7 separate regions of the Mus musculus genome follow, and regions 2, 3, 4, 5, 6 and 7 are each linked to region 1. A link is a loop called in an ENCODE intact Hi-C map of the cell type or tissue named here. Cell type or tissue: heart. All regions are shown on one strand.

Region 1 (4,000 bases):
CCTGTAGCACCAAAAGTCTGAGTGCTCAGGTCCTTGGTGGAAAAGAACATTCAAGGTCTTAGTGATTTCTCCATGCAAGCATAGCTACAGTTATTAGTTTATATGGAGACAGAAGAGATGCCTCAGGGGTTCAGAGTTCCTCTGTGTGCTTCCATAGAATCAGAGTTTGGTTCCCAGCCTCCTCCTCCTCCTCCTCTTCCTCTTCTTCCTCCTCCTCCTCCCGGTCCTCACATGTCAGGTGGCTCACAATCTGTCAGGACATCTGAAGCTTTTTTTTTTCTTTCTGGTCTCTGTGGGTACCTTCAAATAGATGCTTTACACACACACACACACACACACACACACACACACACAAACATACACACACACACACACACACACACATGCGCGCATTAACATTTTTAATGTTAAAAATATTTTAAAATCTAGCTTTAATTCAACTGAGCATTCAGTCTAATTTGTAAGTTCAAATCTTTGTGGTAGGCAAAATACCAAAAAGACAAAAGGTAATCTAAATTATCCCTCTCAGTATGCTTATTAGCACAAATATTCTAACATGTCTCTCAGTATTCCCAAATTATACACGAATTCTTATGGGTAGGGTCCTTTCGCCTAAAGAAATCCAGCCATTTAACTTTATGTTTATTTAATGTTTGTATGTATTGATACACGGTCATACTATAGAGCGTGGGTAGAAATCACGATTCAGATCCGACTGCCCTGGAACTCACAAGAGATCTACTCACCTCTGCCTCTGTAGTGCTGGGACTAAAGGTGTATTTTATTTTAGCGCCAAGTGGTTTGGGTGGTAGCTGCAACTCTAACGCTATCTTGTGTTTATGTGACTCCACTGGCTTGTTATAAAGAGGGGAACACTAGAAACCCCCAGGGTCTTAGAGTATACAATGCACAGAGCAGTTCTGCATTGATGGTCACCAGGGCCAGCGCTATGTTTTCATTTCTGCACTAAAGAATTGTATTTGCGCTGGGCGTGGTGGCGCATGCCTTTAATCCCAGCACTCGGGTGGCAGAGGCTGGCGGGTTTCTGAGTTCGAGGCCAGCCTGGTCTACAAAGTGAGTCCCAGGACAGCCAGAGCTACACAGATAAACCCTGTCTCAAAACACCAAAACCAAAACCAGACAAACAAACAAAAAAGAACTGTATTTGCTCGGCCTAGATGTCATCCCAGTGGCCAGGAGAGTGTTCTCTTTGGGGGTCACTGGACAGATGCCCAGTGATCTCACTGAGGAGGCTACAAGACAGGCTTTCCCTCACTTAGCCTTTAGTTTCTTGGTTCTCCTCAAAGCTGGGCTGCGGTGAGGCCTGAGAAGTGAAGCAAAGGGAAGGTAGGCAAGGGAAGACTGTTTGTATCCTTGCTTCAGCTCTGCTTTTTCAGGCATCTGTAGCCAGAAAAGATGATTAATATTCAGTGTGCGCATGGGATGGGATGCGTGCTTTCGAAATGTTGCTGCTTTCAGCGAGATGGGCAGCTAGTTTTCTATTTCAACTATAGAAAATACACAGTACTCACTCGCTTGCCCAGACACAAGTGGCACCTATTGTTTAAAAATGTTTCCCAAGAATCCGGGTTGCTCTTTTCCTTTCTCAATCTGTGTGCCAAACTATAGGATCCTAGATCTTTATCTATTTATTTTCGGTAAAAGCCAGAAAGACACATGAAAGAATCGAGACTTTTCTTAAGGGGACTTAGCGCGGTTATTTTTAATAATTTATGCACACACTTATATTCCTGCGTGCATAATCCCCCCTCCCCCCCGCGCGCTTCACTGATGTAAAATCAGTAGCTTCAATAACGGAAATCCACTTCCCCTGTGGGTGACATTCCAATAGGTTTTTCCAAACCGCAGAGTCAAAATGCCAGGAGCCTTAGCCGCTGTCCCTCTGGACAACCGACTCAGCTACTGCCCACCGGCGCACTCTTGCCTTCTGCAAAAGTTGCTGGTGTGATTAGTCCGGGTCTGAATTTGCAAGCACAGTTCTCCAGCCCTGGACGGGAAACGCGATCGTTCTCCATGACAACAACCAGAAAGCGCCTGGAGCCACGCTCGGATTTCTACCTGCTCCACACCTTGCGGTGATGCTTGGATTTTTTTAACTCCATATTCCCATTTTAGGGGACAAGCTACTCATGAAATCCTTTGCATGTGAAGTTCCTCCATGAAACGTTTTCCGAGTTCTTCTTTCGTAGTCTAGGTGGAGGAAGCTGAGACAGGACTTTACGTACCGTAGTATGGGAGGACCTGACCAAATCTGTAAATAAATTACTAGCCGGGCTTGGACAACCTGCCTGGCTGGCTGAGGTCTTTGTCCGTTCTGCTTTGCTCCGGGTCCGCGCGCTCCCGCATCTGGCCGGCAGGTGGCGCGGTTGGTTCACGTAGATACTCTGCCCCTGCTGTTTGCAAAGTGCCTCCACTCAAACTCCACTCAGGCTGAGACCCAGACTTGGAGGAGGAAAATCTGGCCCGGGAGGGAGCCAAAGGAGGGGCAGCTTGAGGCGAGCACGGAAGGTGGATCTTTTGGAATCCCACCCCTTCAAACGCCTGGGGACCAGCCACCCAGTTTCAACTGGGGCGGGTCCCTTGGTAGCTAGCTGAGCTGCGGTTGGCGCTCAAATTGGCTTCCCCGGTGGCCTGAGCATCGGAGGACCGGATGGTGTCTGCGTCCCTGGGAAGTCGATGGTTGGCACCCAGAACAACGCGGGGTTGTGGGACAAGTTTCTGCGGGTAGAGCCTCTCATTTTGGTCCCCTGGGAGACTGTCCCCATCAGTACCGGGGAGACTTCGGAGTTCAGAGCCACAGTAGCTGCTCCAGGCAGCTTGCGACCCTCTGTCTGTCCCTTCTGTGCAGCAGGTGCTCGCATTCTTACAACCTTCCCCTTCTACACCTAAGTGTCCAGGAATGGCTAGAAGTGGTTCCAGGGACACTCCCTGGAAAGCACAGTGAGTTCCCGGTAGCTAGGGCTGTCGCGAGGTGATTTCTCCCTTCATAGTCCCGTAGTGGGCTCGGTCGATGTGAACACCCGGACCTGGCCAGGGATCACTTCCAAACGTTAGGAAGATTGGGGACAAGTGACCGCGCTCTGCTGCTGGGGAGATGACTGGGTCCCCCTGGCTAGGTAACTAAGAAGGAAAGGAATTATCAAGCTACGAAAGTCCCCCAGCCCAAAGCATTTCCCACGGAGGAACGCCATAAAGACACAAAACCTGGCAGTGAGGGTGGCTGCGTGCAGCAGAGAGCGCCCGACCTTAGCTGGGGTGGACAGTACAGAGACCCGACGACCTCGGCAAGGGGCAAGAGCCAAGGTGCAGGTCAACTTCAGACTTATTTCATCTCAACAGGAGTCTTTTCTCCCTCGCACACCTCCGGACTTGGGGCCGGGCGGGGAATGCCAACGTTTTCTGGCCTTCCCCACCGTCCTTTCGGAGTCTCTCGAAGTTCCCTCTGCCGTCCAAGGGATCGATCCCCAAGGATCGAGACAAGGTCTGGGGCCTCTCGTGGGGGCACAGACCCATCACTGCTGGGAAGCCAGCCTCGGGAGACCTTGAGCCCTGCGGAGGCTGGAGGGGGCGGGACCTCGGGGGTGGGCTCTGCACCGTGGGGGTGGGGACGTGGCGCTGGTTCTGCACTGCTATTGGTCACGAGCTCTGGACTGGCGGGTGTACGTCACGGGCCGGTCCCACCCTCTTGGCAATGTCTTCAGACTGCTGCACTCCTAACTTAAGCATTTATTCCACTGGGATAGAAGCGGCAGGAGCAGCGTTGGCACCGGCGAACCATGGCTGGGATTTTCTATTTCATCCTCTTTTCGTTTCTCTTTGGAATTTGCGACGCTGTCACCGGTTCTAGGGTATACCCCGCGAATGAAGGTAAGAGCCCGGCAGCCCTTATGCGGTCCGGGACCCGGAGGGGGTGATTCACTGATGAATGGTCTTCTGGAGCTCAGAACCAGTTAGGGTGGGGGGCGGGGGGTGGAGAGCG
Region 2 (4,000 bases), 1.9 Mb after region 1:
TTGTATACTGCATCCCTAGTCCCCAGTTAGACTTATTTGGATGTCGGGCTTTAGGGAGGTATTAAAGGTTCATGGAGTCCTAGGGCCCTAACCCGTTAGTAGTGTGTCCTTGTAGGAAGAGTTAATAGACACTCCATGGAGAAAGACCCTTCCATGGCCATACAGGGGGGAAAAAAGGCTATCTAGAAGCTGGGAAGAGAGCCCTCACCATAAATTAAGTTTGTGGGGCTTCTCGCCTCCACAGAGAGAATATAAATGCCAGTCACTTAAGCCTCCCAGTGTGCAAAGTCTCTTTATGGCACCCTGAGCAGCTAATGCAACATCTGTGCAAAAGAAATGTTCTGCCCAAGGGATGAGGCTCGCTGAGGCAGTCAACAAACAGGAGTGAACCATCGTCTAGACAATGGTTTTATAGCAGAAGCTGTGATAGCGTCCTCAACAGGATTCTCCCCACAGCAGCTCTAAGCCTCTGCTTCCACAACCTCCCTCCAATGCTGGCACCAACTTAGGTGCGCCCTCCTCAGCCTGAGGAGGAACAGTGCTCAGTACCCAGGCAATGGGTACTGACTGTCTTCTCCCTTGAGTTTGCCTCCGAAGCAGTCGGAGCCGTGCCGTGGAGTCCAGGCTCGGCCTATCAGGGAGTAAAACAATGTCGCCGTGGAGAACCGGAAAACGACAATCGTTCCTGACAAGCACTCCATGAGCGCATGCGGCCTAGGTGCACCTACACCTGGACGGCTTTCTGAGTCCTAAAGGACTGGTAAAGACTGGTGTCTAGGCCAGGGACAATGTCAGGGGACACACACCTTCAGGAGGCCAGAGTTTCACAGTGTGAGGGCGATAAAGGGATGTTAAATAAAACTGGGGAGACAGGAAGGAAAAATAGCTAGGCCAAACGTTAATTTCAGGAGAGGAATCGGATTGAGGCTGAAAGCTGGAATAATCCCCTCAGCTTTTGACTAAACTCTAGCTAGAAGAGCAGAAATCTATACTTGATCATTTAAAAAGAAACAACTTTTGCTTCAAAGCTTTTAAAGAAAGATAAGAAAAAGGAGGAATTTTTTTCCTTCCCTACAAATATTTGCATTTTTTTTTTAATTTGACACTTTTAACGTCAGGCAACAGGGGACTATGGTTTGATTGGTTGGTTGGTTTTGGATACAACCGAGGGTCACAAAGGCAAGAGTACTCATACATCAGCAAACAGGACGAAGTCGTGTGATTTTTTAGTGCCTCAAATACGCCCACCAAGGCTGATGTCTAATTGCCAATGGTCCAACAATCAGTTCACAAAATTCCTGGCTACTTAACCAGTCTCTAGCAAGTACACCAGCTGGCTCCAGCACACTTTTGCAAGGCATTCTGGGTAAGCAGATGGCAGCTGGCCCAGCACAAAACCACAGACCAGAGAAACCAAGGTTTCAGAGGGCGATGTGAGGAAGCCCAATAGATCTTCCTCCCCTGGATGCAGCTCCTCGCAGGCACTACAGGGAGCTACGGACCTAGTCATTAAGCTACCCACCACCTAAGGAAGAGACACATTCCGTTCTTTAGGAAGGGTTGCCTAGACCCCGGCGCACTGTGATGGCGCCACCTGGTGGCCAAAGGAAAAACAGCCACGGAGAATCTCAGATTTCCACCACGTTTTTAAAATTCTGTATGAAATTGGTATTTCAGGAAAGAAAAAGAGTGGGGGAGGGGAATCGAAGGGAGGGACAGAAAAGGACTGGAAGGGGGTGCTACAGGAAGGGAGGGAAGGGGGAAGGAGGAGATGGGATGGAAGAGTTAGAAAAGATCTTAGCTAATCATTGGCAAACCAAAAGCTCAACTTTCCCAGGCACTTCCTAAAAATGCCCACTATGTCCCCCATAAAGAAAGATATTAAAAATGAATTACTGAAATACTTTTAATGATTTGGCCAGACAAACGCTGAGTGGTTTACCTCACTACTAGACAGTTCCATCACTCAGCTGTCGTGACCATCTATAGATACTTATGACTGGCCTATACTTTGGATATTCATGTATAATTCATCTAAATTCATTCTATGGCCCAACCTTCGAAAGAACTGCTAGCATATGCTTTTGTTTCCATAACAAAGCCAAACACAGAAGCCAGGGTAGGGTATGTACCTCTCCAGCTTAACCCTCAGTGCCTGGCACTGGCCTCTCTGCTTGGCCAGGGTTCAATACAGCCTGGTCCTAGTTAGTTCCTGGTTCCTCTGCAGAAACTCTCTCTAAAGGTTCATGCCAGTCACCTGCAGGTATTTATAGAAATCTAAGCTTTGGTTCATAAGTCAGAGAACTGGGCAGAATTGGAGCTGGCACCAGTAAGCATTAGAGTAATAGTTGATGAAACAGATTAATTAAAGAAATGCATTAACATGCATAACCGAGTGGCTCTTATTATATGTATGTGAGTTGTCCAGCTAGAGTAAAACATTTAAACTCTGTGTCTGTCTGTGTGTGTGTGTGCGCGCGCGCGTGCATGTGTGCGTGCATGTGTGTAAGAAAGCAGAGCTCGCCTTGATGATGTGTATTATTTCCACAGCCTCTGGCTGAGCTTCAAGCTCAAAACACCTTTGACTAAACACTCAGAAGCCGGTTACTGGGATCGATAAAGGAGAAAGAGTGACCTCTGCTGGCCAAGTGAGATTTTTTTTTCCCCAGCCTCTGGTCAATTTCCCAACTCTACAATGACATGATGTGTTTACAGAAATGCAGTAATGCCCTCTGCAGAATAAATGATCGGCTAATTTTTTTCTAGACTGGTGATATTTACAATCCCATCAGCAAAAAGGCCATGGCTTGTTTGGCTCAAAAACTCCTTAATGATTTGTAGAAATGAGATTCAATTAGGTTTTTTTATGCTTAATAATTATTCAGTAGAAAAAATAAGAAATGTTTTCATGTGGCAAACAATCATTTATTTTCTTTGCTTCTTGTTTATATGTCATTGATGAAATGAATAATTTGCAATTTATTTTGAAATATAGAAACTAACTAGGGTAATGATAAAACTGTTGCCCCTAAGTATCTCATTAATATCTGTAGTCATTTGATTGCTAAGCCCTCAATTTAGGAACTGAATTGTTATTTTTTGCATTTATTTAGTGTGTGTGTGTGTGTGTGTGTGTGTGTGTGTGTGTGTTCACATTGCTATGGTGTGCTTGTGGAGCACAACTTCCAGGACTCAGTTCTCTCCTTCCTGTGGTGGGCCCAGGATTGAGCCAAGGTCATAAGGCTTGGCAGCAAATGCCTTTACCCACTGAGCCATCTCCCCATCCCTAAAAGTTTTCAATTCTTTCCAATAGTCCCATTTCATAATCCATTGTGCTGTGCAGACTGGGAATGAGTTAGCTCACGCTTGAAGACTCAACAGTGCTCAGAACAAAATCACTTCCACTTCATCCCTGGGTGGCCAGATCTCTCCACAGAGCTTCCGTTGCTTTCGACAAGCAGAAGATGGGGTGCCTCGTGCTACTCTCAGACATTTTCAACTATCAGCTTACCCTGATTACAGAGGTCACTTTGGTCTCTAGTTTGTCCAAATTTAAAACAAAAATACCATATTTCAGGTTTTCCACAGAAATGCTGGGCAAAGTCTCTTTAAAATGTTTTTAATTGACTAATAATTCTGCCAATGTGACTGTTAAATCAAGAAGGTGAAAGAGGAGAGACACCCAGAGAGCAAGCTCTGAGCCCCACTCAGTGAGGGAAACTGGCCCATATGTCAATAAACTATAAAAATTCTCAAATGCCTATAAAAGGCATCAGTATCCAGTGTCATATAACTCATGCACCATCGTTACCAATAAAATATTCAAATTAAATGAAGGGTTTATTTTAAATCTTTTTTATATTCCTACATAATGAAAGGCTAGTATTTCTGTCACATGCCTTTCTGAAGCCAACACTCTCCCTTTCCCTAGCTCTCTGGCTGACAAGAGGCCAGACTACTTCACACTCAGAAACACTTTGAAAATCAGAGAGTAGACATG
Region 3 (4,000 bases), 1.5 Mb after region 1:
TATATTTTTTAAAATCAAGTTCAGTACTAAGAAACATTTTAGGGGTAGAGCATTTTCAAATTAACTGGAAGGCTTTCATTCCAATGACTTCCTCAAGAATGTAAGCCCAGAAAAGGCAATATTATAGGGGAAATTTTAATGACTTATTGAATAGAATCTGTGAAATCAATGTCTTTGAACATGTAATGACGGGCCACTGACAGTTGGGATTATACAGAGATTTTTAAGTATCGAGTGTTTATTTTAGTGTGGTACTGTGGTTGACAATCTTTCTTTAATGTACGCATATGTGTGTGCATGCATGTGTGTGTGGACATATGCTTGAGTGTGTGAGGTAGATACACCTGTCAAGCCTGAGACTAATATCAGTCAGTCTTCCTGGATTGCTTTCCACCTGATATATTGAGTCAGGGTCTCTTGCTGAACCCCAAGCTTACTGCTTCAGCTCCTCTGACTGGCTGGCTGGCTTGCTTGGGTAATCCCTTGTCTCTTTTGCCAGCCTGCCAAGATTAAAGAATTGCTATGCTACCACACCCACCTGGCTTTTCATGTGGGTTCTAGGGATCCCAACTCTGGCACTCCTCATGTACAGTGAGTACTTTACCCAGAGTCATCTCCCTAGCCTCCGGTTCTCAAAAGGCAGCAGGCAGAACATTTTGGCACACGTCTTCCATTCCTATAGAGGCAGATAGATCTCTATGAGTTTGAGACCAGTCAAGTTTTTACATATGAGTTCCAGGACAGTCAAGGCTCCATAGTAAGAATGATCTCAAAGGTGGGAGATGCAATCTAATGTGGTTTTCTTTGTATCATATGCATTTAATTCTATATTTAAGTATGGGGGAACTGAGTCCAGGACTTTGCACGTGTTGAGCATATGACTAACCACTGAGCTACATTTCCTAACACTTACCTTTTATTTATTTAAAACAAACAAACAAACAAAGATACCACACATTTTAGGAGCAGATGTGCGCCAGTGTCATACTTCTGATGTGTAGAGTTTGATATCAGTGTCTGTAGAGCAACAGAGCAATGCTCGTCCCAGGATCCCAGGGAAATGCTTCACTGATTCACCATCCTCCCCGTGCCAGCCAGTGCTCCTAAGTGCAACAGTGCCACTGCAGGCATCCCTTGTCATCACACGATATTCTCCACACCTCTGTCCTCATATGACCATCTTCTTAGAAGAACTCCAGTCTTACCAGATTAGGGGTCTAGCCTACTTCAATATGACCTCAGCTTAACTAACAGAAATGACCCTGCTTCTTAATAAAGTCAAGTGAATTTTGAGAGGACATAATTGGTCCACAATAATTACCACATTAATTCTGTGACTTCCCAGACAATAGTCCTCCGGATGAAGCTAAAATCGTTTTGTTTTTCAACTGAAGCTGCTTTTAAAGCTCTGCTAAGGACAGGATGTGAATGTGCCAACATTTATCAACATTGTAGAGAGAATGACTTTAACTGGAGGAGGGGCATTATTAGAAAGCTGAGCATGTGACTCCCTCCACCATTTCCACACCCCTTTACCATGTGGCTTAGCAATAGTTCCAGAGAAGATGTGAAGCTTGGTTTTTCACCCTTCATTCTGGTTGACCTTGGGGTTTGCTTTGGCCAAATTAGCAAGTCTGCAGTCAGCAGCCTCTTAAAAAGTGCCTGCTCATTAGGGCCTGCCCTTTTGTCTAGGCTGTCCTGCTGAGAGACTCAAGAGACCACATGATGCAGACCAGAGGCCAACAGCCAGTGGTCAGCCCCCTAAGCTGACCAGCTGCCAACGGTAGACATGTGACTTACATTCCTGACCAGGCCACTTGAAGCCTGATGTCCGGATCAGGAGAGCCACTCAGTGGATTCCAGCTCAAAGTGCCAGCATGCAGAAACCTAGATAAAACACAAAACAGGCTTCAGTTTAATTTAGCTCCTTACAGTGGGGATTGGTGGTACTCTGGAATCAGAGGCAAGATTGTGGGTTTGAGCCCAGCCTGGGTTACCTGACAAGACCTTATTTCAAGGAAATAAATAAATGACTGTCTAAACTTTTTTCTTCAGTTTCTGCTTTATTTTGCTTAATGGTTATAATAGTTTTTGCAAGTATTCTTGCTTTTTTTTTTTATAAAGCTGACGCATAAATGGTCTGAACACCAAACATTGAGTTCATTTGGAAGTACCAAAGAGGCTGGAGGAGGAAGTATCTAGCAGAAGTTAGGAAACTTGCCTCCCATCCTCTCAGTAGTCTGTAGAGTTGACCAAGATGAGCCTCCAAGGCCAAGAAATAGGAGGCAGCAGATGAGCCAGAATCTCAGCAGTGCCCCTCACTTTCTGCAGAGTGGTGTTTGTTTGTTTGTTGGTTGGTTTTGTTTTGTCTTTGTTTTTGTTTTTTGTTTTTTGGTGAATTTCAATTTTGACAAGGTCAAAAAGTAGATCTCTGAAAATAGTACCCCCACTTGGTGTCCAAATCGTGGGTCTTTGTGATCTTATGTGACCATTCTTCCAAGAACTCGCCCTACCTAAATTTCCTTCATTAGAAACCAAGCTCTGGGGACTGGAGAGATGGCTCAGCAGTTAACAGGATTTTCTGCTCTTTCAGACGACTAGGATTCATGTCCTAGAACCCACAAGTACCTGTAACTCAGGCTCCGAGGACTCAGACACCCTCTTCCAGTCTCCCTAGGCACCTGCACGCATACACAGGCACAGACACACCACATATACACATACACATAACTAAAAATATTTTTTATGAGAAGAGATAAAGATTCTGAATTAAGATCCCTGGAGAGCCCAGGTGTATTCTTCTCCCGAACCCTAGTGACTTTTCCATGTAGAGTCATATTGCTAAAGCATAGAACTGATCACGTTAACCCCTACTTAAACATGCCAGAGTTCCCTATGGCCCCTGGTAACACCAAGTTTCTTTTATGGGGCTAACGTGGCTATATTAGTATGTTTCTGCAACCATGACAAAACACCACAGGCTGGGTAGCTTAAGCACCAGAAGTTTCCTTTTCAGAATCCTGGAAGCCGAAGGGCTAAGAGGAAGGGCCCGACTCACCTCAAAACTCTAAGACAGCAAAGATTGCATCCCTTTTCATTCATCAGTTTATCAGTTTAGCACATCTTAGGCTCTGACCACAGTTTGCAAAAGGAGTTAAAGCTATAGTAACAAACCTGAGAGTGATTGGAATTATCTAGGTCAAATGGGACTGGGAGATAGATCCACGATTCCCGTTCATTTGTCCGCTCTTTATATAAAGAACTTGTTCTTTATCAGATCCAGAAAACACAGGCACAAGTGTCACACCAAACCCTCTGCAGGCTTATTGATCTTATTGAACCGCATGTCCTATGGCTCCTCTATATTCAGCCTTCAATCTACTTTGACTTACATTTAAACAGCCATTGAGATATGTTTTTAAGGCTATGCAATACTTAAATAGTGTGGTTGTTGACATTCACCACACGTATGTTCATTTGAAACCTCAATGTTGAAAATAAAAATCATTCTATGCCATTAACTGTTTAAAAGGCAATTATCGGACTTTCCAAGAGTTGTCCTGATTATAGTCCCAGGAAAATGTCTTTCAGTAAGTTCTTTATGGCATTACAGTAACTCAAGAGAGTAAATAGAGCATAGGTAAGAATCCTAAAATATGGAAATAGTTGAAAGATACATACTAATTCTTTCAAAATCACTCTCCAGAACCAATGGGACTAATTAGCACATGAATCACACATTCTCTCAAAACATAAAATTCATGTAAGATGAATCAGGGAGAAATAGATATAAAGTGCAAATCACACACACACACACACCCACACACACAGTGCCTAAGATCTAGCAAAATGTATTAGACTGGGTCAGGAAATGGTAGAGGACAGTGTTACTAGCCCTAAAATATGGTTTTGTATGTTCTTCCTTTCCGTTTGGAAATTGAAGCTATTGTGTGACGTTTACCTGAGTGAGTTGTCTGCTAGATGGTTTACAGATGATGCT
Region 4 (4,000 bases), 890 kb after region 1:
AAATGAGAGTCGTAAGAATGGGTATACCATGACAAACTGCCTTAGACTACCAGTCTGCAGAATTTCATTTAGAAATAGTAAAACCTAAGGCAGCCTGATTAATGGACATCAAGCTGGTCAATAACATTGGATCAATACAAAATAAAAAGGATGCCAAAGATCAATGAGAGGTAAGACTCCCAATTATGCTCAAATCACCCTTTGTTGGAGTGCTTTACCAAAAACCACTAATTAATCTTTATTATGTGGTTTTGAGAGTGCTAAGTGTCATTATCCCCAAATAACACGCTGAAGCACTAGGACTTAGGACCATTCACAGGAAATACCCAACAGCAGACATTAGCACCTGCTCACATCCAGGACACCTAGTCTGCTTTTGCTAAGTCACCCTGGAAGCAATCTGTGGCAAAAAAACACACAAGTAGAATCAGTTATGCGTGGGCAGCTTCAAAACGTAGCTTCGTTCTCAGTGACCTTGGATGAGTGAAAGTCTCTTACCTTTAATTTCTTCATTTATAAAGAGAGTTGATATTGTCTCCATAAAAGACAGTTTTGATGTTGGAATAATTTAATGCTTATAAAGTCCTGGAATATATTAAGGGCTCAATAAACAACTGTCATCATTGTTGTTAGTTTTATTTTACTTACTTTTTGGAACTAATGCTCATGAGCCAGGCAATGACAAAAAATAGGACCAGCTAGGCTCTGCTCAAAGCAAGATGAGAGCTGCCCCTTAAAATGAAAAGAGGGTAGCATGACTTGAGTGCCTGCCAAGGGTCAGACATCGTACTCAATATTTATCATTTGAGGCTGATTCTTCCACTTGATCCTCATAATAATCCAGTGATGGAGCTACCAGAACTAATTCTTTAGCCTGGGCTCTTTGTTTAATAATCCATCTCAGAACAACACTTCTGCTAAGTGGCCTCTGCTACCATGATGGAGGAAGGGAGGATCCAGGGCAGTAGGATTCAGGCACCTAGACACACAAGCAGGTAGCCTTGTCTTCAAGAAGTCTATCCACAAGGATTAGACTTCAGAGATTGAATTGAACTTGGGGAAGGCTCCAGAAGAGGAATATAACCAGGAGCTCCTGATCCAGCCTAATCACGGGGAAATAAAGAAGGATGTGAAGCTAGACACTCACATCCAGGGAGCATAGAAGCTGAGACGACAGAGAAATACGTGGGGAGATGAGGAATATATCTTCTGATCAACATAGGTAACAGAATAAAAGGCCAAGACAAGAGAAGGATGTTAGAGAGTTAGCCTGATACTACTGAGTAGAAAAATCCCTTTAATTTTATGTTTAGTCAGTGGACTGCTAAGTATCATTCAGTTCCAAATATATATCCGTTAATATCTGCATTGTGGTTATTAATGAAATTCCTTTAAGGGAATCTCACTTTACAAATTAATGTGTTGTTTAACTTCAAACATGAATATAATGTTTTGATCAAATCCACTCATTGAAGTGCAGCTCATTTGAAGTGTTAGCCTTCCTCAGTGAAGAACGCTTAAAAGACAGTGCTGAAGCAGTGTCCAGTACTGGTGTCTGGCTTGATAGCACAATGGAGGAGGGGAGAGACAAACATTCCTGTGGGTTCTGGGAAGGCTGACCCAGTAGGCAAGGCCTGCCTAGCCTCAGACACAGGATATATACTCTCCATGATCTGACAACTATTAGTAGTCATTTTATAATAAATTCCCACAATCCCCTATGTGTTTCTACCTCCTGATTGAACTCCTCTTAGACATGAAGGTTTATCTAAAATCTAATGTGGACTAATGACTCTAAAACCATGAATAGTGTCTTATAAAATACACATGACTCAGTTCCTGCCTTCCCTCCAACTCATCCTTACTTCTTTCCATTCCTGAAATACTCTGAGGACTCCTTGGCTGAGTGCTCAGATCTGCCTGTCTAACTTGGGTAACTCCTTGGCAACTTCTCTATAGCCAATCAGTCAATTATCATGTTTCCCTCACTTGCTCTTCTCTAGCTTCCCTACCACCTGCCCTTCATAACTTCATCCCTCTGGTTCTCATCCAAAAGACAATGCTGTTGTCTCTGCTGCCACCAGCAGCCAGAATAGTACCTGATGCATGGAGGGACTCATTAAACATTAGTGCTGTGTAGCTGTTTCCTATGGGTTAGACATGATACTATAATCTTGAATCCTAACAGAAGTATTTACTCACACCAAACCATTGGGGATGGGGGAATTGGGAATTGGATTCTGTGGCTCATGGGTCTTTGTGTGATCTTCATAAGGACTCTACCTTCCTGGAACTTATATTCAAGTAGAATGTGGACCAGTGAGACTCATTGTATAATAGCCTCTACATTACCCTGGAGATGGTCCCAGTGCTTTCAAATCATGGATGGTCTTTAAATTCATCCAAATAGATTTATTGGCTCTGCAAATTGACGTGGATATAATCCTTTCTTTTCTCTGTTGGATTCCTCCTTATCTAGGTTAAGTAGACATTTCTTTACATCTCTCCCAGGAGAAGTATTGTGACAATCTTCTAAATAAGGGAATGATAAACGTACAACTCTGAAGGAAGCTTCTAGCCTGGATTTCTTCCCTTCTTCTACATCCTTGCTATCTGGGATCACTAAGAGACATTAGTTGGACATCAGAACTCCTAGAATTATCTAGGAGAGCATTTCTTATGATATGTGTTGTGACCCCTTTGGGGTCACATATCAGATATCCTGCATATCAGGATTCTGATATCCTGCACATTACAATTCATCACAGTAGCAAAATTACACTTATGAATAGCAATGAAGTAATTTTATGGTTGGGGATCCTCACAGCATTGCAAACTATATTAACAGGTCAGAGCATTAGGAAGGTTGAAAACATATCATTTGAGTTCTTTTGTGATTGGGTTACCTCACTCAGGATAATATCCTCCAGGTCCAACCATTTGCCAAGGAATTTCATAAATTCATTCTTTTTAAAAGCTGAGTAGTACTCCATTGTGTAAATGTACCACATTTTTTTATATCCATTCCTCTGTTGAGGGGCATCTGGGTTCTTTCCCAGCTTCTGGCTATTATAAATAAGGATGGACCATCTAGAGACTGCCATATCCATGGATCCATCCCATAATCAGCCTCCAAATGCTGACACCATTGCATACACTAGCAAGATTTTGCTGAAAGGACCCTGATATAGCTGTCTCTTGTGAGACTACGCTGGGGCCTAGCAAACACAGAAGTGGATGCTCACAGTCAGCTATTGGATGGATCACAGGGCCCCCAATGGAGGAGCTAGAGAAAGTACCCAAGGAGCTAAAGGGATCTGCAATCCTATAGGTGGAACAACATTATGAACTAACCAGTACCCCGGAGCTCTTGACTCTAGCTGCATATGTATCAAAAGATGGCCTAGTCGGCCATCATTGGGAAGAGAGGCCCATTGGACTTGCAAACTTTATATGCCCCCGTACAGGGGAACACCAGGGCCAAAAAGTGGGAGTGGGTGGGTAGGGGAGTGGGGGGGGGGAGGGTATGGAGGACTTTTGGGATAGCATTGGAAATGTAAATGAGGAAAATACCTAATTAAAAAAAGGAAGGTTGAAAACTACTAATCTAAGGGGGATATAACTAGAGTTTCATAGTCTAACTTGAAATCATGATATTCTTTTATTCGCAGAGATGGAAATCAGCTCTAGAGACAAGAAAGTATAGAGACCCAATTATAAAGCCAATAGGCATAGCCCCAAAGCCCTGAAAAGAACACAACAGAAGCCCCTGTTCCTTCCACTGGCAAACTTCACTGTTTTCTAAAGTAAGTAAAATACCTTGGGTGTGCCCTTTATTTGTACTCTTTTTTTATTACTTTTTTTCCCCATGGAAAGTTGAAAGTGTGTCTTGGGGCAGAGAGAACCTGGCATCACCCAATAATGCCTTTCTCTATTTCTCTGCCCACATCTTCTGGGAACTATAATAATTACTTATTTCAAACAACTCTGGAGCAAGATA
Region 5 (4,000 bases), 320 kb after region 1:
TATCACAAGACAAAGATACCTCATGGATTTTTAAAGAGGAGCTCAGGCCTTCCTTTAGTTTGTGCTTGCCTAATTTTGACAGCTTTAACAAGCTTGGCTGTGTGCACATTCAACTCTGAAAATTAAAAGGGAGAAAGAGCATATGAAAGAATGGACGAAAGTTTATTATACATAAGGTATTAAGACTAACTGTCCAAAAGCAAACATATGCATGAACACATGCGCACACACGTGTGCTCACATGCACACACACATGCAATATACACATGCATGCATGCACTCCACACTCAGGACAGAGAAGGGCAAATTTCCGAATCTAAGGACGTTTATATAGTGTTAAATAGGTAATTATTGTTAAAGTGCTTTTGACGCCTTAAGAAATGACCAATTCAACTTCTGGTGCAGGGAAGGCCTGGTAACTGTCAGAGTGTTTCAACTCTAAATAACTGATTAACCAAATTCCAAGACTCAGTGAGTTTTCCCTCAGGGATTTTCAGTTCTTGGCGCTCTGCGAGGACCCATTCCCTTGGGGTTGCAAATGGCCAACATTCATTGTATTTTCTCAGCTAACTTTCCTGCTCATAATAAAAGCTAGCAGGGCTTCCTGTTCAGCTTCCCTTGTTTGGGTGTTGTCATAAAACCGTAGCTTTCAGTTGAGTGTAGAAGCAGCGACAAACAGAAATCCAAATTATGAGGAAGTGATTTTTCTCATGTCAAGGGTTGAATTTAAAAGTGGTGTCTCAAGCTGGTGTGTTGTCTTCACCCATGAAATGATGATGTGAGGGAAATAATTTAAAAATATTTGAAGGGCATGAAATGCCAGCAACATACCAGGGCTAATCTTACTCTTCTCATTAATAAAGTGGAGGGGCCATTTTTCCTATTAATATAATGATAGAATATTGTTAACTATTCTGAGTACAAGCACTGGGAATAATAGTTTCATATAAATATTAACTGAATAAGCTAAGGGTCATCTTACCAGGTATCCATGGTTTAGGTAAGCTGAAGATGTCAAACACTGAGTTGAATGAAAGGAAATTACATTTTGCTATGCTCATAGCAGAAACATTATGACTCATTGGCCTAAGATCGTTGTAGAATTGTTCTGCTGTTTTTAAAAACAAAACAAAACGAAACAATCCTTATTTATATTGCTGTCTGACCCAGAGCAATTAAGGATAATGGCTTCAAAGAAGATTGTGTTATCTATTATTTGTCATTTGCTGTGACTGAGTGGCACCTGAGCTCAGCAACTTCAGTGAGGAAATGTTTATTCTTGCTCATGGTTTCAGCCCAAGGTGCTTGGGCTGCCTTGCTGTTAGGTTGTGGTGAGGCAGCCAAGGAGGTTGGTGAGTACGTGCGGGAGTAAAGCTGTTGTCCTGGTGGCAACCATGAATCAGGAAGAGTCGAGGGGCAAGATAATGTTCTTCAACGTCACACCCAGCTAGACTTCCTTCAGCCAGAGCCCTCCTACCAGCCTGTTCAATGAGATGATCCATCAATGTAGTTAATGGTCTCATAATCCAAGTATCTCTCGATATTTCCACCAGCTCGAAAGTAAGCTGCCCAGAGGGGAAAACCCCACATCTAAAGCAGAGCACCCACTGTAGTGATTGTATGGACCTGGGTCATGACTGAACACAGTTGAATTTCTTTCCAGTCTTGGATCTGCTTCAGTTGCCACCCACATTGCAGACGTTATCTTCTGTGCTAGGTTGTGTATCCTCCTATAGACATCCTCTCTGGTTAATAAGACCTTGGTGTCCAATTCTATTGAACATGTACATTTCTCTGTCAGATACTCATAATGACAATGCATTTAATCCTTTTAAACATAACAATAGGTGAGCAAAAATGCTCAGGTATTCTGACAATCCCTCAAATATAATACAGACGAAATGGTCAGTATTTTGAGTTTCCAGTACAACTGGATTGTGCTGACACTGGAATTGGGAGCCAATTAATGTTGCCCTTATTAGGCCTCATCCTGGAGCTAGAGGAACAGAATGTTCTCAATGATCTGACTTCTGCATGGGGACATGGATTATGTGTTTTCAGTTGCTAGGGAGAATGGACTTCCAGAAAGTCTTGACTGCTTGAAGTTTATAGCATGTAGCTTCTCACCAACAAGTCAGGTACTATCCAAAGTTAAGTGTTTCAACAGAGGCTAAGGGATTCAAGTCGCCCCAGAAAGAAGGAACCTCCTAGCACCTCTAAAAGGCATGTGAAAGGGAAGAACCTCAGAGGTGTGCAAGGTGGACATCACCACGTAGGCATGAGCCAGGGAGGAGGGGCCTCATTCCTACCTTCTTTTAATAATCTGCAGAAGGAAGCAGATATTTTGGGGCTACAACAGGAGGCTATTCTTAGCACCCAAGTTTAGGGAAATGTCAGACCAGTGTGATTTATAGAAGGAAATGGTGGAATTTGTATTGTTTCTTTTGACTTTTTTTTTTTTTGAGATATTATCTCATTATGTTGCTGGCCTTTATCTGGCTCTAATCCTCCTGACTCTCCCTCATGAATATTGGGATTATAAGTATATTCCTTTGCTGCTGGCCAGTTTTCCTTATGTGAATATTGAGGCCATAATAAAGCTATCTTAAGAGGAAAACAGCAGTCTTCTTTCAAAGCCTTCCACATATGTTTGGTAAAAGAAAAACAGCAATGTAAAACCACTGAGCAATCTGCCTACCAGTGGAGTTAAAATGCTTTTGGTATAAGACACAGGTCACTCACATAAGTAAAATCAAGCAAGAAATGCTCTTTTTTTGTGTGTACCCTTCAAAAACATCTATAAGCACCCAGAATTTTCATTGTGAAACTTGCTTTTTTTTTTGTCATAAAGCATTTGTTTAATGGGAGGACATGGGAACTCTGTTTGAAAGCCAAGATACATATACATACATACATATATAATGCATACATACATCCCTTTTAAAATAAAGAAATAATAAAGATCAGAGTGTTTCTAAGTCAGATAACATAAAAATTTGGGGGCAGTTTTTTTCTTCTTCTTCAATATTCACCTAGTCTCATTACTTAGTCATTGTTTCAAATTCTTTTAGAATATTGTCCACAGTGCAGAGACTCCTCTGCGGGGGTTAACTAGTAGTGTTGGGGTCTCAGAATGTCCAGGTAGACAGGCGAGAGTCCAGAGGTTTGTGTCAGCCTCTGACAAGCACCGGAGTTTTCCAGAGATGAGGTGAACTCTGACTGCACTTCGAGGTATCTGGTCTCTAATCTAACAAGTCCATCATGCTGATGTATTAATTCCTAATGATTTGGGAAATGCTGAAAGGGACACAAGCTGGGCCTCTGTCTTCCTGGCTAATGCTTTTACACTTGTCTATTGTTCTCTGCTTCCTGCTCCTTTCCAATATTGTAATTAGGACCAAATTTAGATGATCTTTATATTCACAGAACAAAGAAGTTTGAAAGACAGTAAGAGATAAAATTGTCAGTGGTAATGCGAAATGGATTTGAAAGTCTCACTTTGGAAAGTTAAATTTAATGGGTTGCTAATATATGATCAAACAGCATACACGTTCAGTGCAGGGATGGGTCATCAAACTGTCACCCCTGGGACCAATCTGCTTTACTGTTTTCTTTGGTAAGTAAAGTCTCACTGAAGCACAGATGTTGTGGCTATGGTTATAGATTGCATATGGCTGCTAACTGTCTGAAATGGCAAAGTTCAGTAGTTGGAAAAGAAAAGTGGGAGTACTTTTTATATACTGTTGATCTCCCTCACCCACAAAATTGTGGTCCCCCACTTTAAACATCTCTATTTATTTATTTATTAATTGATTGATTGATATATTTTTTTCTCTCTGTGGTGTGTTTGTATATGTGTGTGTGTGGCCAGATAATACCTTGAGGGAGTTCATTCTTTTCTACCATGAGGTTCCAGAGACTGAATTTACATGGTCAGCCATGGCTTTGGTGCCTTTACAAGCTGGTCTCTATTTTTTTGCTATATTTTGTTACCAAATTA
Region 6 (4,000 bases), 600 kb after region 1:
TATAGATGCTCTTTTACAGTCTTACCTTATTGTCAATATCTTTTTTTCTTTTAACGATTTTATCCCAAACTCTCAGATTGACTCAGCCACAGAGAATAAGAAGCCCCTTTTCCAATGTAGGCTGAAGGAGGTAGGCCTGTTTATAAGCACTGCTTCCCATACTTCTCCAGCCAGGAACTCCTTGGGAACTTTGGATACTGTGATAAATTCAGTGTCTTCCTACATGTTAGATCCTCACAACATGACTGTGTTTTACTATAGGACCTTCAAGGAGATGCCTAAGATTAGAAGAGAAAATAATGGAGGGACCCTAATCCTTTGAGACAAGGGTTCTTCCAAATGGAAGTGGAGCCATGATACTCTGTCCAATGCTGCAAACAAGAGGCCACCTGAGGAAATAGTTAGAAGGTGTTTGTTGTTTGTTTGTTTGTTTGTTTTCGTGGGCCAAGTTAAAAGTCCTTTCTGGAAACAATTCAGGCATCTACAAGATCCTGACTTAGAGATTTTATGCTACCAAAATGTAAAAGGACAAATTTCAGAGGCCTGGGAATTCACTTCAGTTGACCAGCCTAACCTGTGTCCTATCTCCAAATATAAATAAACAAATATTTTTCAATCACAAAAACAAATAAATAAGTTTCTCATTTGAGTCACCTAGTCTGTCATATTCTAATGTGGCAGCTAGAAAGGACCAAGTAGGGAGGTTTCACTCTGGAGTCCCTAAGTTGCTATGTCTCAGCTAGGTCTGAAGAACTGTGTTTTATTGATGTAATTGTTTCTCAAGAAATCAAAATGATATTTGAGATCTGGCAAATTTGAAAGTTCTGGGGTACAGGGTCAATCCTGTGGTCTTTCTGTGTGTCCTGGTTTTTCTTCCAGTTCATTTCTTCACAATCACGGATGTTTCTACTCACAAGATTTATTGCTTCTTTTCCGTTTTAGGTGGTAAGAATAGGACAGGAAATACAAACTAGTTTTCCCTACTAAACTGTGACATTTTAGCAGAAGAAAAGGTACTATTCAATGGCACACATTCACACATCTATGACAGCAGTAGTTGTAATCAGTGTAGAATAGTGTAAGATGCTTTCAGACAAAAGAGAGCGATGGGAGGCAGGATGGGCTTTACAATCAGTTTACTAATAAAGTTGGAATTGCCCCCAAGTTTGAATGAACCTCCTGAAGGTAACTGTGGAGCAGTGTTTGGGGATGAGAGGTAGAGGAAGGACAAGACTTGATTTCTCTCAGGAAGATTACAAGGCCCAGGCAGTTAGATGGAGTCAATGATGAGAGAAGGTAGAAGATACCACAGAAAAGGAGCTCGGGAGATAGATGAGCTGCTGTGAGGCCTAGATGAGGGAAGGGCATGGTGGAGAGAAGAGAAAGCTCTGTCATTTCAGTGGTGAAGGCTTTGGAAGAACAAGAGTGAAGTAGGGATTCAGGTGACTGAAATGTGATTCTGCAAGAGGGCTCAGGTCAAAGAAGAGCCAGGCTGAGAGTCTGCAATGCACCCTGTTTCCTGGGAAGACCTTAGATTTACTGCAATTGGCTGAATAAGCTTTGGATCCTTTGTGATGCTTCTCCTGTGGGTTTTCACCCAAGATCTACAATGACTTTTCAAGCAAACATCTATTCTGGGGTTGGATTTTTTTTTTTTTTGCTCTGCCCTTGGATTCTGTCATCAGTGTACAACATATGAAAAATCACTTTGCTTTGCATGGTGTGTTTTGATAATACAGGGAGAAAATTCAGCAACACATCCTCCCCACAGATTCACAGAAAGTCCCTCTGGTGGTTTGAATAGGAGTGGCTCTCATAGAGCCCTGTGAATGCTTGGTCCATAGGGAATTGTACTATGAGGAGGTGTGGCCATGTTGGAGGAAGTGTATCATAGTCCACTTCTTCCTGCCTGCAGATCAAGATGTAGAACTCTCAGCTTCTTTTTCAGTATCATGTCTCCCTGCCTGCTGCTGCTTTGTTGCCCATCATGAGGACAAGGACTAAACCTGTGAAACTGTAAGCCAGCCCTAATCAAATGTTTTCCTTTATGAGAGTTGCTAATGATCTTGTTGTTTCTTCACAACAATTAAACTCTAGGACATCCTTCTAGTCCATTCCAGTTTCCCTTCATGTTGAGCTAGTAAGAAGTCATTTGCATACAATACAACCTTAAGTTATTCATCCACTATCACTAGTATAGATTGGCCTTGTCCTTTCCACAGGATAAACAATGTCATGAAGGTGTTTTAGGTTAGGGGTTTAAAGTGATTTAATTATAGTCATGGAGTGTTGCGTTTTGTGTATCTTATTGACAAATCTAAACCATATTTCTATGCTTAATGTCCTCTAAGGAGACATTGAGGATATAGTGGCTGTCCTTTCTTTTGACAAAGCCTTGATGCTAGGTAAAAATGCCTCTGATGATATTTTAGGACCATTCTATTTTTGACCCTAATCCTTTCCTTTGCTGTGGTTATGGCCTGGAGTGTCTAAATTACAGGCTCTCCTGCAGTTTCAGAAGGCTAATTTGCACCACCGTGTGCATTAGGAAGGTGGTGTATATAATATTCCACTAAGGGAGATGCTAGGAACATTAAACCCCCGCTAGTCAGCGGTCACGAGTCAGGGCTAGAACTGACGCTAGTCATTTTTCTTCACTGACAAGTTTTCATTATGTGGCTTTCCCAGAACAATTTAGAAATTGATCCACAGCTGATGGAAGCTGGGATGAATTGGGCACAGAAGTGAACCCTCAGCATAGGGAGAAGCCAAAACCAATGCTGGGTGGCAGCTCAGAGTAGGAATGATCAACTCCCTTTCTCCCACTCCTCCCCCACCTCCTTTCCCACAGTCAGCAGGCACCCATCTCACTCTCCTCTCACCCCGGGCACATTTCCCCAGGTCTCCAGAGGTCATCTAATCAATCTTTCATCATCTGTTTGCTTATCTCTTGCTTAAATAGATCCGAGGTTCACAGCCCAGAGAAAGCAACTTCCTAGTATTTGAGCACTGGTTAAAAAAAAAAAAAGAAAGGTCTTTTGTTTTCCACAAAATGGTGTAAATCTTATTGAAAATCAAAGGCATAGATATAGTTTTGCTCTTGGCAAATGTGACAGACTTGTGGGTCTAAGGCTATACCTGATACACCAAGTGTACAAGGGTGACATTGAGCAATGCTAGAGGAATTGCCAAGTTTAATGCTTCAAAAACTGTTCCTGGGGTGACTAAGAAACCTCAGCAGTGTGTCCTAGTCTAAGAGTACCTCAAGGTATTAATTGATTTGAATATTGAGAGTTCAACCAATGCTACAGTTTAAATTTTGAGTGTTTTCCTCAGGGCCCAGATGTTGAAGGCTTGACCGCTAGCCTATGATACTACTAGAAGGTGGTAGAACCTTTGGGACACAGTGAGGTTTTTGGAAGGTGTATCCTTGAATGTCATAGTAGGGTTCACAACTCTGAACTTCCTCTCTCTTTGCTCCCAGTCTATTATATGAGTAGCTGCTGCTGGCAGGCACTCCTTCTTCTGACTCTGGCTCATGGGACCAAGCTGTCATAGATTCTAGTCTTGAAAATTGTGACCAGTATAAACCTTTGGAAGATTAAGTTGATTGTTTGAGATATTATGTCATAGAATGTCAACTAATACACACAATTAGATTGCTTTGTTGGTTGTGATGATAGTAATGATGTAATAACTGCATGTGTATTTGTTTTACAGAAAATAGTTGGAGGTAGGGAACAAAGAGATTGCCTTGACTATACAGATATTAAGACCATTAAGATAAAAATAGGAGTTTATTAAAACCAAAACAAATTGTTCTTTTTGTCTCCATTTTTTTTTTTTTTTTTTCTTTTTGTGAGTCAATACCCCACCCAATTCCCTGGAATTGGTTAAGACACCATGTGGTAGGTCTTTTCCCATAACAACAATGTGATAGTGACAATCTAGGTAGAACTGCTATCTTGGGCAAGACAAAGAGCCAGAGGCTTCTTTGATC
Region 7 (4,000 bases), 570 kb after region 1:
AAACTATTTTTTCTCACGTATTTTGTCACAGTGAAGAAAAAGACAAGCTACCATTGAGATATAAACATTATGTCGCTTTTCCAAAACTGCTGTGGCAATTGATACTCAGTGACAGTGTTAGACCACTGCTCACATCCTCATTAGCAGGAGACATTCCTGGTTTAATCTGGCAGGCAAGAGAAAGTTGAGGCAGATAAAAACCTCTTCACAAATTCAACTCCAAACTTGTCTAAAAGAAAACATCTCCCTAAAGCTGAGAGAAAGTTGCTCAAACAGCACAAACGGGAGCAGCCAAGATGCCTAAGAGAAGAGAGAAGGGAATAAATGTAGGCTTTCCATTTGTAGCAAAGTATTTCCCCCCCCCCCCCCAGGAGGATTCTTGGTGTGGGCATCAGGCCAAGAATCCAGGATCTGCTTGGGGAAAAAGGCAGGGAAGAGGCAAATGAGAGACTTCACAGTTCTGTAACACCAGAAAAACAAAAGTGAAGACGTAAAGACTCCAGCACAAACCGATATATCTATCAACACATTTTACAGGCTCTGAGGCTCTCTCGAATAAGCAGCAGGGAAGCCGATGAAAACATGTAGACCAGAATTGCCTCAGTTCCAGGCTGTTGTGTGGACTTCCGTTAGAGGGCAGGACCCTTCAAGGACTTGGATCCTTCTGAACAGCACTGGCCTCAATTCCAAGAGTCTGTTCAAAGAACAGAGAAGGACCAGAAACACATAGAGATATCATTTTGCAAAGATTGTGCCAACTATACACAATTGGAAAAAAGTGTACAGTCTACATGGTTTTTCTCCCCAGAAAAGTAAGAACTCAGTCTAAATAGGATGCTCTCGGGGTTAAAGAGATGGTTCAGGAGGTAGAGTATAAATAATAAGACCAAAGATTGAATTCCCCAAACTCATGTAAGTGCTGAGTTAGGTATGGTCAGCTGCCTGTAATTTCAGCCTTGGAAGGGAGACAATTGGAATCTCCTAGGAAAGTAGGTTATCAAGGCTTTCTATATAGGCAAACTCGGGATTTACTTGAAAGACACTGCCTCAAAGAATAAGGTTGAAGAGCCATGAAGGAAGACCTCCTATATCAGCCTAAGCCTCTGTATACGTGTGTACTCATGTACATACATACCCGTTTACACATATGTGAGCATGTGTACATACACTTGCATGAAAACAGAAAATATAATCTCCTATTGATGCCAGTAAAAATCTTTATCTGCTAACTAAAAGATCTTTGTCTTTAGATCTTTGTCTTTTTTTATTGTCTCTGCCCACCCCCCCTTTGCAGAACTCAATGATTTCATTTGATTATTGAGCACCAGTCTTCAAACTGTTAAACTTTGTACTCATCATTTTCCTTCGAGTCATTAATAGAGTGTGGATGACTTCCTCCATGCAGGTGAGATTCATCCCCGGTGCTGGCACACAGTCCACCTTCAGAGAGTTTGCTGCCCCTTTAAATCTTGCTCTCCTTCTATTTTCTCTCTGATTCCTAGAGTGCAGCTTTGCCAAGGACCCAGACAAACTAAAAAGGCTGGAGTGTTTACAAATGACCTCTTTCTCCTTGGCAGCCCTGAATTCCGATTTCTGTTTACTCAGTGTTGTGAGATTGCCAGATCTCACTTCTCTGTTCAGCTGCAGTTTACTGAGCTTCTTAACCTCTGACATTGCTCAATGAAGAATTGGCCCATGCCTAAGGTGCATTACCAGAGAATGCCAGGCTTCCTTCTCTGTGCCTCTTTATTTTAAACGACCTTGGTCTCTTAAGTCCTTGATTCCTCGTTGGCCTGAACCCCAGCTCTTGTCTGCATAGTCTCCTGGTGGTGCCAAGACTGCTGCCTTCCCTGCCCTCTGGCAGACACTTTCTCCCTGGCTTTGCAAACTCTCAATCAGACAAAAACAAACACAAGTCCCAGGAGGAAAGGAAGACAGAGAAGTTGAGTTCCTCATGAGGATGGAGCTATTTCCCAAGGACCTTAACTCTCAAATGTGGTTAACCTGTGCAACATCCCAGTGTTTTCATGGAATTATACTTGTATATGTTTTTTATGTTCAAGCTAATTCTTGGTGCTACTCTTATTCTCATATAAGCATGCTAATCATTGCCCCAAATCATATTTATGATTCACTAACCCTGAGTTGAAAGATATTGTTTCCATTTTACAAGTGAGTTAAAAGATTTAATGAAGATAGACATTTTACAGGGGTCACATGGGTAGCAAAGGGTGGGTAGCAAGTCATGAGTTCTGATTTCAGGTTCAAGCCTCTTTACCACATCATGTGACTCCAGGATCATTTGGCCAGTTGGTGAGAAATGTATAAAAGAACGGGCTACTTTGAATGAATTTTCTAGAATATACTGGCATATGTATCTACTTAAATAGATAAACATATACTTATATGTTACATTGCTAGATTAATGTTTCTTCTGGTTTGGCTCTCACACAAAAGAAAATAACCATTGGAGAAACACATTTCCAAGTGAGTTAGTCTTCATATTAATTTGAACATTAAAAAAAAAAAACCAGCCCATTTTCATGAGAGCCTAAAATTTGGAAATCTATATGTATGTGTACACATATTTTACAAATGGATTATTTCCATTTAATTTTAACAGGCTTTAATATTTGAAATAACATAAGAAGTAACATTGATCATCACTTATCAGATCATGTATATTTGGCTTGCACTAGGCTTTAAGGGGGATATTATATATATTTTTTTCATTTCATGAAGAAAGAAGACAGAGTTTAATGATACATTTTAAAATCCAACCAAGTGTACACACAATATTGTTAAATATAGATCTAAACCATAGAACTGAAGCCTGAGCTCATGTAGTTAAATATCCCATGGCACACTCCCTTCCTGTTCTCTTCTTTCTTGTTCTTTCTCCCCCTATCATCATTAATGGAGAAAGAACATGCTAATGGTTGCTGGCATGGATACAGAAAAGTGAGGGAAGCTTCCAATCTACTTGGTAAGAAAGAAAACTGACATGAGAAATAGTGCACCACAAAGTGTCCTTACGGTTTGAGTGACACAGATAAAAGACACAGGAACCCAGAGGACAGAGAAAGAGCGGTGCCCCTGTTGCTGCTGCTGACTGCATGGTAAAAGACTCTTCATGTATGAATCAAAAGGCAGAACCTAGAACTTGGTTAGCAAGGGACAGAGGGTCCAAGACACAAGGACTGCAGGGACAAGAATGTACATTGAATGTCAAGGCATCAAGAGCACCATTCCTATTTCTCCTATAAAGGTTTAGTATTGCTAGAAACTTCTATTCAGTATTACTTAAAAAAAAAAAAAACCCACAACACAGAATTATTTCTATCATGACCTTTGAATAGAATAACCAAAGAACTCCCTACAATCCCAGTAATGTTCACCTCTCTGGTTTTCATTATTGCTTGTCTAGTGATTTGTTTAAGTCTTCAATAATTCTAATAAATGCCACTTTCCTTCAAATTGAGAAGGCCTTGACATATTCTCAGCAATATCTGCAAAGATAGTTTATACATCCCACCTGCTCATCTGCAGTTTTTGATAGAGTAAATTTTGGTTTAGCTACAGAGAGAAAAAGAAGTCCAAAGAGACCCTTACTGTGCACACAGAGGCTGAATTGCTTCTGACAATGGGCATCTTAGGTACAGCCTCTGTGGCCATCAGCCCGGAGCCCAGCAGCCCACCAGCTCTTGGTCAGTAACTGCAGATTCATTTGCTTTTGTTTCTACTTCTGACCCAAGACCACTGCGGAAAGCCAAACACACTCCCAAATCCAACCACTTGAGATTCTGTTTCTCTGGAAAGGGCTCATCTAACTTCCAGTGTAGATAGTCCCCATTCAGAATTGAATCATGTTTTTTCTCTTTAGGGTTGGTGATCTGAGTGTTATTGTGGCAAAGCACCAAAGTTATAAAGAGGAAAGGTTATTTGGGGTCTTGGTTTTAATGGTCTCAGTCTGTGATAGTTAGGATGAGAATAGCCCCCC

Evidence for each region. Peaks named below come from ENCODE experiments on the same cell type or tissue, not always from the same donor. Only the 100,000 strongest peaks of a DNase experiment are listed, where the experiment ranks them.
Region 2: a loop joins it to region 1, with 15 times the contacts of the local background. A loop is called at or near these places in 22 of 42 quality-filtered maps.
Region 3: it touches region 1 in a loop (5-fold over the local background); 3 of 42 quality-filtered maps call a loop at or near these places.
Region 4: a loop joins it to region 1, with 8 times the contacts of the local background. A loop is called at or near these places in 10 of 42 quality-filtered maps.
Region 5: it touches region 1 in a loop (7-fold over the local background); 7 of 42 quality-filtered maps call a loop at or near these places.
Region 6: a loop joins it to region 1, with 2.9 times the contacts of the local background. A loop is called at or near these places in 2 of 42 quality-filtered maps.
Region 7: a loop joins it to region 1, with 3 times the contacts of the local background. A loop is called at or near these places in 3 of 42 quality-filtered maps.

Annotation. Positions count from the first base shown.
Region 1 is chr1:77,514,829-77,518,828 of GRCm38, reverse strand. Epha4 (Eph receptor A4) reads left to right here and starts at 3,741. Exons shown (of 18, transcript NM_007936.3): 1 at 3,741-3,888. The coding sequence starts at 3,798. In heart, a CTCF peak has its summit at 2,378 (motif pointing right); DNase peaks (open chromatin) are centred at 2,488, 3,028 and 3,678; H3K4me3 peaks cover 2,334 bases; H3K27ac peaks cover 1,863 bases; H3K27me3 peaks cover 904 bases.
Region 2 is chr1:75,651,341-75,655,340 of GRCm38, reverse strand. No RefSeq gene overlaps it. Among named protein-coding and RNA genes, the nearest start is that of Slc4a3, 110 kb to the right of the region's middle. In heart, CTCF peaks have their summits at 1,594 (motif pointing left) and 2,638 (motif pointing left); a DNase peak (open chromatin) is centred at 1,360; H3K4me3 peaks cover 290 bases.
Region 3 is chr1:76,036,967-76,040,966 of GRCm38, reverse strand. It overlaps Gm32622 (a long non-coding RNA gene), which reads right to left. Exons shown (of 6, transcript XR_865555.3): 5 at 1,801-1,887. Among named protein-coding and RNA genes, the nearest start is that of Gm29065, 20 kb to the right of the region's middle. In heart, CTCF peaks have their summits at 1,122 and 1,860; a DNase peak (open chromatin) is centred at 1,736; H3K27ac peaks cover 910 bases.
Region 4 is chr1:76,628,150-76,632,149 of GRCm38, reverse strand. No RefSeq gene overlaps it. Among named protein-coding and RNA genes, the nearest start is that of Mir6343, 120 kb to the right of the region's middle. In heart, a CTCF peak has its summit at 2,090; no DNase peak of the experiment used is centred here.
Region 5 is chr1:77,199,738-77,203,737 of GRCm38, reverse strand. No RefSeq gene overlaps it. Among named protein-coding and RNA genes, the nearest start is that of Mir6352, 300 kb to the left of the region's middle. In heart, no CTCF peak of the experiment used is centred here; DNase peaks (open chromatin) are centred at 537, 2,007 and 2,197.
Region 6 is chr1:76,918,649-76,922,648 of GRCm38, reverse strand. No RefSeq gene overlaps it. Among named protein-coding and RNA genes, the nearest start is that of Mir6343, 410 kb to the right of the region's middle. In heart, a CTCF peak has its summit at 1,789; no DNase peak of the experiment used is centred here.
Region 7 is chr1:76,940,611-76,944,610 of GRCm38, reverse strand. No RefSeq gene overlaps it. Among named protein-coding and RNA genes, the nearest start is that of Mir6343, 430 kb to the right of the region's middle. In heart, a CTCF peak has its summit at 1,745; a DNase peak (open chromatin) is centred at 1,780.